Linked DNA regions of Homo sapiens: all the other regions are linked to region 3. The links are chromatin contacts, found by Hi-C or POLR2A ChIA-PET in ENCODE. All regions are on one chromosome and are shown on one strand. The core of a region is the stretch at or near the end of the contact, and the rest is flanking DNA. Distances in the headings are between cores, read along the strand shown. Region 1 overlaps MIPEP (mitochondrial intermediate peptidase). Region 2 overlaps LOC124903135 (a long non-coding RNA gene). Region 3 overlaps TNFRSF19 (TNF receptor superfamily member 19).

Evidence for each region. Hi-C counts contacts between places; a loop is a spot of excess contacts on that map. ChIA-PET counts read pairs that join two places held with the same protein, here RNA polymerase II (POLR2A). Pooled maps may share reads with other maps.
Region 1: a loop to region 3 is called in a pooled map, with 2.0 times the contacts of the local background. The contact joins two enhancer-like sites. A Hi-C loop is called at or near these places in 2 of 50 pooled maps. POLR2A ChIA-PET finds 5 or more read pairs at or near these places in 3 of 52 experiments (CD8-positive, alpha-beta T cell, IMR-90 and Panc1).
Region 2: a loop to region 3 is called in a map of HepG2, with 9 times the contacts of the local background. The contact joins two enhancer-like sites. A Hi-C loop is called at or near these places in 1 of 168 maps with a recorded cell type or tissue (HepG2) and 2 of 50 pooled maps. POLR2A ChIA-PET finds 5 or more read pairs at or near these places in 2 of 52 experiments (Caco-2 and HEK293T).

The regions. Positions count from the first base shown.
Region 1 is chr13:23,793,506-23,796,548 of GRCh38, reverse strand. The region is part of intron 16 of MIPEP (mitochondrial intermediate peptidase); the gene reads left to right. Among named protein-coding and RNA genes, the nearest start is that of PCOTH, 94 kb to the left of the region's middle. Within about 2 kb of position 1,793, at least 5 of the 41 ENCODE cell types and tissues checked have a DNase peak (open chromatin) inside an H3K27ac peak, as active enhancers do; they include IMR-90, where a contact is called at or near this core.
Region 2 is chr13:23,509,472-23,512,480 of GRCh38, reverse strand. All of the region lies in intron 1 of LOC124903135 (a long non-coding RNA gene), which reads right to left. Among named protein-coding and RNA genes, the nearest start is that of LINC00327, 41 kb to the right of the region's middle. Within about 2 kb of position 1,405, at least 3 of the 41 ENCODE cell types and tissues checked have a DNase peak (open chromatin) inside an H3K27ac peak, as active enhancers do.
Region 3 is chr13:23,655,436-23,658,816 of GRCh38, reverse strand. All of the region lies in intron 5 of TNFRSF19 (TNF receptor superfamily member 19), which reads right to left. Among named protein-coding and RNA genes, the nearest start is that of TNFRSF19, 87 kb to the right of the region's middle. Within about 2 kb of position 2,001, at least 2 of the 41 ENCODE cell types and tissues checked have a DNase peak (open chromatin) inside an H3K27ac peak, as active enhancers do; they include IMR-90, where a contact is called at or near this core.

The DNA.
Region 1 (3,043 bases), core at 544-3,043, 140 kb before region 3:
CCATGAGAAAATGGCATTGTTATGCACAATTTTGGTGTTAATGCTTTAATATATTATTACTACTAGAGTTTCTTTTCTTTCCTGTTCTCTCATTCCCTTGATAGTCAATTTTTGTTTGTTTGGTTTTTTTTTGAGATGGAGTCTCGCTCTGTTGCCAAAGCTGTAGTGCAGTGGAACGATGCCAGCTTACTGCAACCTCTGCCTCCCCGGTTCAAGCAATTCTCATGCCTCAGCCTCCCCAGTAGCTGGGATTACAGGCATGCACCACCGCCCTGATAATTTTTGTATTTTTGGTAGAGATGTGGTTTCGCCATATTGGCCAGGCTGGTCTTGAACTCCTGGCCTCAAGTTATCCGCCCACCTCGGCCTCCCAAAGTGCTGGAATTACAGGCGTGACTCACTGCATCCTGCCGATAGTCAATTTTTAAGAGCTTCTTTGTTCGATATATAGAGCATACATGTATATACATATACACACACACATATATATATAATATATGAAGATAGGTGACATTTAAACACTCAAGCATATTAACAATTGTGTGTGTATATGTATGACAGGGTCTTGCTCCATCACTTAGGCTGGAGTGCATTGGCATGATTATGGCTCATTGCAGCCTTAACCTCAAGGCTCAACTGACCCTCCTGTCTCGGTTTCCCAGGTAGCTAGGACTACAGGCGCTCATCACCACACCCCACTCCCAGCTTTTTTTTTTTTTTTGGTAGAGATGAGGTTTCACTATGTTTCACAGGCTAGTCTTAAACTCCTGGCCTCAAGTGGTCCTCCTACCTCAGCTTCTCAAATGTTTTTGTGTTTTTAATTTTAACTGTATATCTTAAAGCTGTTCATGGGTGACTTTACAACTTTATTTCAGTTGTTAATATAAAAGTGTAGCACCACGTATTGACCTCATGTAGCATCAAGTATATAATGATTTTACCTTAAAAGCGTTAATTTTAGAATAGTTGATAAGACATGAAGATAAGAAAATAATTATCCATTAAGTGATTTCTGTCATCTAGATTAAAATGTCAATCAGATTGTTCCCATTAGTTATTTTTAAACTAAGACAGGTAAGTAACCGTGATCATATGGGGAGTCCTTATACAGAAATCTTAGGGTTGCTTTGGACCTTGGCTATTTTTATCCCACACTTGTTCAGATGTTGGTTGAAAGAATGGCATAAGGGTCTGTTTTTAAATGTATAAACAAATATATTGTCTATTAAACAATAGGACTGGAGCCCCAGGCGGGTTAAATATTTACTGCTCTCTCTCCAGAGTATTCAATTTAAACTATTTGGTAAAAATGCTTATTCCTCCTATTCTTTTTTTTTTTCTTCGCCCTGGGGAAGAAGTTTCCTCCTATTCTTATGCCCCAGCTCTCCTGCAAATGGAAAGTCTCTTCCATGAGGTGAAGTTAGTGCCTGGGCTGAGCTAGCTTGGAATATTTGATGTTGCTAAGCAAACATCAGGTTAAAGAAAACAATATTTATTTTTGTTTTTATCTTAAATACGAAGAAAGACCATATGGTGCATATCTAGAAACACCTAAGTGGTTAATTGCATGTTAAATTTCTTTCCTCTTTGCCTGCATAAACAACTGAAAAAATATTTACTTTCTGTGTCATGCTAGGTTTATTTATGACTTTGTAACTAAAACACAGAAGTGTTATAAATTGAAACTTTAATCTCATGATTGACTCATTTTCTAAAAATTTATATGGTTTCAGTTTGTGGGACAGCTGCAACTCTAGATTTCAGTGATTTAAAACATGAGGAAATTATGACTACCCGGTTGTTTTTTTAATATGGTCCTTTGAGCCAAATCACCAACTTTCATTTTTGTCTTGGTTTTCATGAATAATGCTGCCCTTTTTTTCTTCTCGGCCTGCAATTTGACAAGCTAGATATAAGGAACTAAAAATCCAGGCTATTAGTAGAAGTTATTTCTTTACCAGGTAAACTTTTGTATCTTAAATGATGCACATGTGTCTTTTAGATTTAGGCTGTTTCTATTTCAGGAAGCGTTTTCTCTGGTAATTTTCTGAGGTAAGTCCCGTTTTTACTCACAAGGAATGAGAGCCGGACACAGGGACCATTGTGATGCCTCTTTACCTTTATGCCTTATCACCAACAGGGAGTTAAGGCAGCGTTAGCAATATGAGGAAGGCTCCAGTTGAGTGTTGTTAATTTTTAATTTTAATTTTATGTTGAGTAAGTAATACATATGCATGATTAAAAAATCACAGGGTGTCAAAAGCTTTACAATACAGTCTCCCTCCTCCTCAGGTCCCTTTCTCTGGAGGCAGCCTGGGGTACTATATCACACTGATTTGAAGATGAATTACCTCGGTTCAACATAAATTTAAAGACATAAAATCTGCAGTTCTCAGTCACTTCCTCCTCTTAATATTCTTCTTGCCTTTTCTCATGGATAGAGCAGCTCTAGACTGGACTCACAGTCTTCCCCTAATGAGCGTCCTAGGAAGTATCTGCTATACAACTCTCAAATCCACACAACATTAGTGAGGTCTTTTCTAAATACAGATTTGAGTGTGACGTCCCTTCCCTTAAAACCCTCAATGGCTTCCATTGATCTTAAGCTAAAGGCCAGAGTCCTTTGCCCACTTGCAAGTTCCTGCGTGGTCTGGTCACCCAAGCTTCCTCCAGCAGGACACAGCCTGCTTCCTTTGGCACTGGAGTCTTGGCACTTGTTTCTGCTGCCTGGAGTGCTCTCTTTCTGCTCCCTTTGCCTTCTGCTTGAACCATCATTTCTCCAGACCTGGCCAGCCTCTGTTACAGTCTCCCAGGGCTGGGGTCCTTCCCTTAAGATGGGTCATCTCAGTTTATAATGTATTGATGCCATTTGATTCATTTCTATCTTCCCAACTGGAGTGAACCTCAAAGAACAGCATGGCTCATTTCTGATTTGTTTATTGTTTTCCCAGGGCCCTGAACAGTTAGTAGTATGTACCCAATAAATATTTACTGAGAAATGTTTTTACATTTTTATTGAGATATAATGTACATAAAGTACACA
Region 2 (3,009 bases), core at 156-2,655, 150 kb after region 3:
GGGTGACGAGTGAGAGACAATTTGTCTGTTCTCCTACTGGAGTCTGAGAACTTAGACCTCTGGTGCTCTAAGTTGAAGGGAAGAAGATCACAGTCAGCTGTCTCTGTGATGGGGAGCAGAATGTCCAGTCCTTCCAGGATCATTTTTTCATTTGTAAAGTCAGAGTGATTTTAAAGCAAGTTGTGGGCATGTATTGGTGGCAGGTGAGGGGGGACGGTCTTTCCTGGTCAGCAGGCTGTGAGAGTGGTGTTCTCTGCAGCAAAGGAGGATCATGGCATTGAAGATCATCTTCAACCTATGGGTTCTCTAGAATCTGAATACTGGAGCCTGTGACCTGGGATTGATTTAGGGTTTATGAATTGGCATAGGAAGTGGGAGAAGCATTGGGAGGCAGAAAACCTGGATTTGAATCCTGGCACTACCCCTTTGTAGCTGTTTTACCAAAGTTTGTGAAAGTCCTTGGCACACTGCCTGGCACAGAGACTAAGGATTGAATATGGGTATCGTTGATTCTTTCTTCTCTGGTGCTTACAGTGTATTAGACTTCCCCACATTCTCTCTTGTCAAGTGGCAAAAATAGATTATGCCCAGTAAATAAAGACATAAATCGAGGCACAGAAGAGTTAAGAAGTTTGACTGAGATTATATAGGAGATAATCAAGTGGATCTTAAAGTGTTCAGAATTTCTATGATCATTTTTATTTACAAAGTGGCTAACATTTTTAGTTTATTCTCTACAATATGTCTCACAGTCCAATATTTCTGTTGTTAAATAATAACAACAGTGAATTGCTTTTGACCACTTTTGATTGCACTGGATCCCATCTCTAGGATGCAGAGACTAAGGTGGAGAATGGGATTTAGGCCAGCAAACCCAGAGCCCCCACTTTAATCCTACCAGACAGAGTGAGAGGAAGAGGGTGGGGCTCATGGAGTCAAGTTACAGATAGCTGGCCTCTCTGGGGAATGGCTAATGGTCTACTGCAGGGCTGTAGTCAACTTCAGGCATCTAGGGGAAGCAGATGGAATGAGGTGAGAGCTCCGAAATAGGACATTTGGGATTGTCAAAATGGCTAACACGAATCAAGTCTTTACAACCCAGTGTGTTGGAACCATTGTGGCAGGGTGGTTGGGATGGGGAAGAGGTGGTTCATTCTGGAAGTAACATAAATTGATATTAAATAAAGAGCCTAGTCATTGCTTCTTCCAGAAGCGATGGTCATGTGTTCCATGAGTCCCCACTGAGGTGACCTATGCTTTTCTGTGAATAGTACTTCTGCAAAAAGATTTTTGCACCACCTGCTGGCAAAGAACAGTGATCTTGCTGCTCATTGAAGAAAAGTCACACGCTTAAACTGCTAGTGAGCAAGGCACAGGGAGATCAAAACTGACTTTGGTGGGAACATGTAGCTACCACTCCTGCCTGGCATCCAATTCCTTGTCACCACCTTGTTAACAAGTTTTAAATTGTGCCAGGTGATACACACAGGTGGTTTCTTTCTGAAAGTGTCATAACAATATGAGAAGATTATTCTGGATTATGTTAGTGAGAAAGAGAATATTATTTTCAGTGATTAAGAGACAGGCTATCTAGTACTCATTTCTAACATACAGACTAATCTTTTTTTGGAAAGCATGTCTAGGCTACTCTTATTTTAAAATGCTGAAGCAACATCATTTATGCATTTGTTTGTTTGCTTATTGCCAAGGAACCATTTAGATGTTCCCGATTGAGCAAGACTTCTGGAACAATCTAGGAGTTTCATGTTCTACCTTGAGAGTGTGAAGTGGCTTTCTGGGTGAGATTTCCAGAGAACACATTGAGACATTTTTATTGTGCTCATTTTGCTGCTCAGAAGGAAATTGGCTTTTCCTTTTCTCTGCAGGGATGAATAATCTGAACTCATTTAATAGGGAGTCAAACAGACTGAAGACTTTGCCCACAACAATTTCAGATTCAACCCATCTCTACCACTGTTCTTTGATACTCTATGGCAGGAAATGTGGACTGAGGAGTGAGAAACTATCAAAGCTGCAAGTGGTGCACCTGGAGTTCAGAACTGGAATATTCCTTTTCTTCCTTTCCCACACACAAACCTTATCTTGCATGAGGGAGTAGTGGTTTATGAGTAAATATGATGGAATTCAAATACTTTTCTTAAGGAAGAGTCATCCTGTTTTCTAATTCGATGCAATGCATGATTAGAACAAATTTGTTGATTCTCTGACTCTATTTTTGTGAGTTTCTTTTGATTGTTGCCGGCAATCCCCCTTCCATCCTTAGTCTCCAGTCTCTTTCATGCATTGCTACCACTCTATCCCATTCTGTTTCACTTCACTCAACACTTGTTGAATAGTTACATTGTAAAGGGTCTGTACTTGAAAGACATTAGAGGAGACACAAAAATGAAGATAGCGCTCCTACCTTCAAAGAAACTGGCCCGTACTTTGGGTGAGAGACATGCACCCAAATCTCCTTTGCACAATCATGTGTTGCTTAACGACAGGGATGCAGGCTGAGAAATGTGTCGTTAGGCGATTTCATTGTTGTGTAAACATCATAGTGTGCACTTACACAAACCTAGTTGGTAGAGCTTACTACACACCTAGGCTGTGTGGTATGGCCTCTTGCTCTTAGGCTACAAACCTGCACAGCATGTGACCCTACCAAATACTGTAGGCAGTTGTAACACAATGGTAAGCATGTGTGCGTCTAAACATGTCTAAACACAGAAAAGGTATAGTAAAAATACGGTATAAAAGATAAAAAATGGTACACCTGACCTGGTGCGGTGGCTCGCGCCTGTAATCCCAGCACTTTGGGAGCCCGAGGCAGGCAGATCACGAGGTCAGGAGATCGAGACCATCCTGGCCAACACGGTGAAACCCCGTCTCTACCAAAAATACAAAAAAATTAGCCCGGCGTGGTGGCGGGCGCCTGTAGTCCCAGCTACTCAGGAGGCTGAGGCAGGAGAATGGCGTGAACCCGGGAGGCGGAGCTTGCAGTGA
Region 3 (3,381 bases), core at 752-3,251:
CGGACACACAATCCTCAACACATTGTGTTACTAGAATCTGCCTTCAGCTCCACCAGAGCAGAATTCTTTGTGAGCTGGGGGTCTGTCATCTTTACCTCTGGTTGCCCAGTACTTGGCATGTGGCAGGGAACTAATGTTTTGTACTTAATTGGAATTACACCATATTTTTAAGCAGACTGAATGCATGTATGCTTTTTGGGGCAACTTTAGGGGAAAACAAGGAGTTGGATCATCCAGAACCTTACAGTAGACCCCAGTTTTTGAGACAGTAAACATCTCTGAATGCCTTAGCTGTTAAACTACTGGAAAACATCTAAGTTTTGGAGAAAAGACTAATACTGTTATTACACTATGGAAAGGCCGGCATAGTCATGTGCTAAGAAAGTCAAGAAATAGATCTTATTTTAGAGGGCAGTACTGCTTTGTGGTTCAGGGCAGATTCTGAACCCCATGGCCTGGGTCAACCTCTACCTGTGTGACCTTGAGACACTGACTGGAATTTCAAGTTGCCATCTGTTCAAATGGAGGTAATAATAGTGACTGGCTCATGTGTTATGTAAAGTGTGTGGGACTGGCTGTGCTGTAGAATCATTAGCCACTGTAATGATGATGATAGTAATTACCATTTTAAAACTATCCTGAGGGTACCAGGATAAACAAACTCATTTAAATCAGAGATCTATATCTAGTGCAGTTAAACAGCATATCCTACTTAACTAACCCCAAAATAATGAGAGAAATGGATTTAAAAGGGGCATGAATCTACACAGAGGGGCAGTTACATTTTCTCTTTCCCAAGCAGATGCCCTGAGTGAGCTGAGGGGCCCTCACTCTGCTTCCCCGGCAGGTGCTGCTCACCACAGGAGCCTCCCCTCGACTGAAGATTACTCCAGGTAGAGGTATAATGTGTGCTTCACATGTCATTTCAGGTTGTCTAGGAACCACATTTAAAACGTAAAAGAGAGGCAAGGTGCGGTGGCTCATGCCTGTAATCCCAGCACTTTGGGAGGCTGAATTGAGAGGATCCCTTGAGCCTATGAAGCTGCAGTGAGCTGTGATCGCACCACTGCGCTCCAGCCTGGACGACAGAGCGAGACTCTGTCTCAAGAAAAAAAGAAGAAGAAGAAGAAGAAGAAACAGGTAAAATTAACTTTAGTCTATTTTACTTAGCCAATATATCTTAAATATTGCATTTCAATATGTATTCAATATAAAAATTATTTATGACATATTTTGCGTTCTCTATTTTGTATTAAAATTTTAAAATCCGGTGTGGTTTTAAAGACACAGCTCATCTGAATTCAGACTAGCCACACTTCAAATGCTCAGTAGCCACATGTGGCTAATGGCTATCATAATGGACACTGCAACTCTAGAGATTGAAGGTCTGTGTCTATATTTGTACAAGATGGCACCTAAACACAAGCCAATTTGTCATCTGGTGCCTTTCTCCTTCTCCCTGGCTACACACCCCTCACTCCCAATAAGATCGTATGACACCTGAGACTACAGCCCCAGAGAGAAACACTTGGGTTAATATTACTGAATCATAAAAACAGGATAGCAGGAACTATCATCTTGGAGCATGAGTCTTGGTATTTCCAGTCTCAGTGATTCTAGGCCACACATATAAAAGTCTCTTATTGCCATCTGGGAAGGCACACACACCATATGTTTTGGGCTTAGATGAATAAGGCTCATAATCCAATCATACATTTTAAAGGACATTTATTTGTAAACATGTTTAATATTCACAAAATATATTTCATCACTTCTAACTCTATAGAACACTATAATAAGCAAACGGCACACACTAAATGTTCATTATACAGCAAGCTAAAAAAAATTACAACCCTGACCTGATAGAGATTAAATCTAATCTGAAACAGCCTCTATCACTGGACAGAGTCACAAAAGGCCATATGAGCACAAGCACAGCTGTGCAAACACTGAAAATGCATAACTGGAGAGGAACTTGCATCCCACGCAAGTTGAAATAGCAGCCACAGAGAAGGGGAAGTGACTTGGAAATGAAAGCATTATCCATCTGGACCAAATGGTGAAGCTGTGGGAAGCTGTCATTTACATTGGTGAGGAAGGCGTTCACTTCAGAGGGAGAAGAGTCTCCTTAGCTTAAATTTTTGCTCAAATAACCCAGCCCTACACAATATGGGGTTTTGGCAATAGCTGTCGTAAAAATGAAGCTTAATACATGATTTGAGTGGAGGACTTCAAAGTTCTCAACTGTTGTAACCATTAAGCTCATCAATTGACACAAAACTGGATATTCAGAAAAATCCTGGTAAGAATAGGGATTTTGGGTTAAAGTAGTATCATAATTAGAGTCCTTTAAGTTCTTATTGTTTAAAATCCTTCTATAATACATTCGTCAACTTATTTTCCTTAATATAAAAGGAACTGTCTCTAACTTACAGATAGGTTAAAATGTCCCAAAAGTGGAGATTTTCTTCTTAATTTGGTGGTTTGTAACTCAGGATTTATGTTCTCTAAACGTGTCTTGTTAACACATATCTAATACTATAGGGCACAATACTGTAATGTCAATGATATATAGTTGCCACAGTAATATCAATTTTAAAGGAAAAGTACATCCAATATGCCCCTTCTCCACACATTTCCCCAGGCAGTGACATCTAAAGATGAACAAGAAAAATATACAAGTTTTACTTCTTGATTTTTGACACCTATATAACAACAGGCATCTTATTGATCCAAACACCCTCAGAGAGTGCTCATGGGAAGTAGGGCTCTGGAAACTGCCTTCTTGATTCTTGTTTATATGTATGAGTTTATGGTAACACTCAGAGCAAACATTCTTTTTTTCTAGGAAATGGGTTCGTCATTTTTAGTTCATCATTTTTAGCTTTGTCACATATAGCAATGCAGACATAAATAGGAGATTGAACTGAATATCATTTGATTTTAGAACAGCTCTAGAAACTAATTCTTTTTAGTTTCTAGTAAAAAAACTATTTTCTTATAATTCTTTATGACTTGAGCAGCAAAAAACAAAAACAAAAACAAAAACAAAACAAAACCAAAAATAAGGGGGGGGGGCAGATTTATACTAGCTATATAAAGTGGCTTCCACTCTATAAAGTTTTTGTTAATTGAGATATTGCTGATAATTCCTAAGAAAAGAACTTATCTACGCTAAAGGAAAAGGTATTGTTTTGCTAACCTGTGGCAATGATACTGAGATGAAAGATTCTTTCCACTCACATGCCTTGACTAAATGCCCCATTCTAGTTCACTAAGCAGACTGAATGCCAGCCAGGAATTCTGCCCGTATCTTATTAGGATTCCGAAAGTACTTCTGAAGAAGTGGAAATAGGAAGGTCCACATGCCTTGGAAAGTTT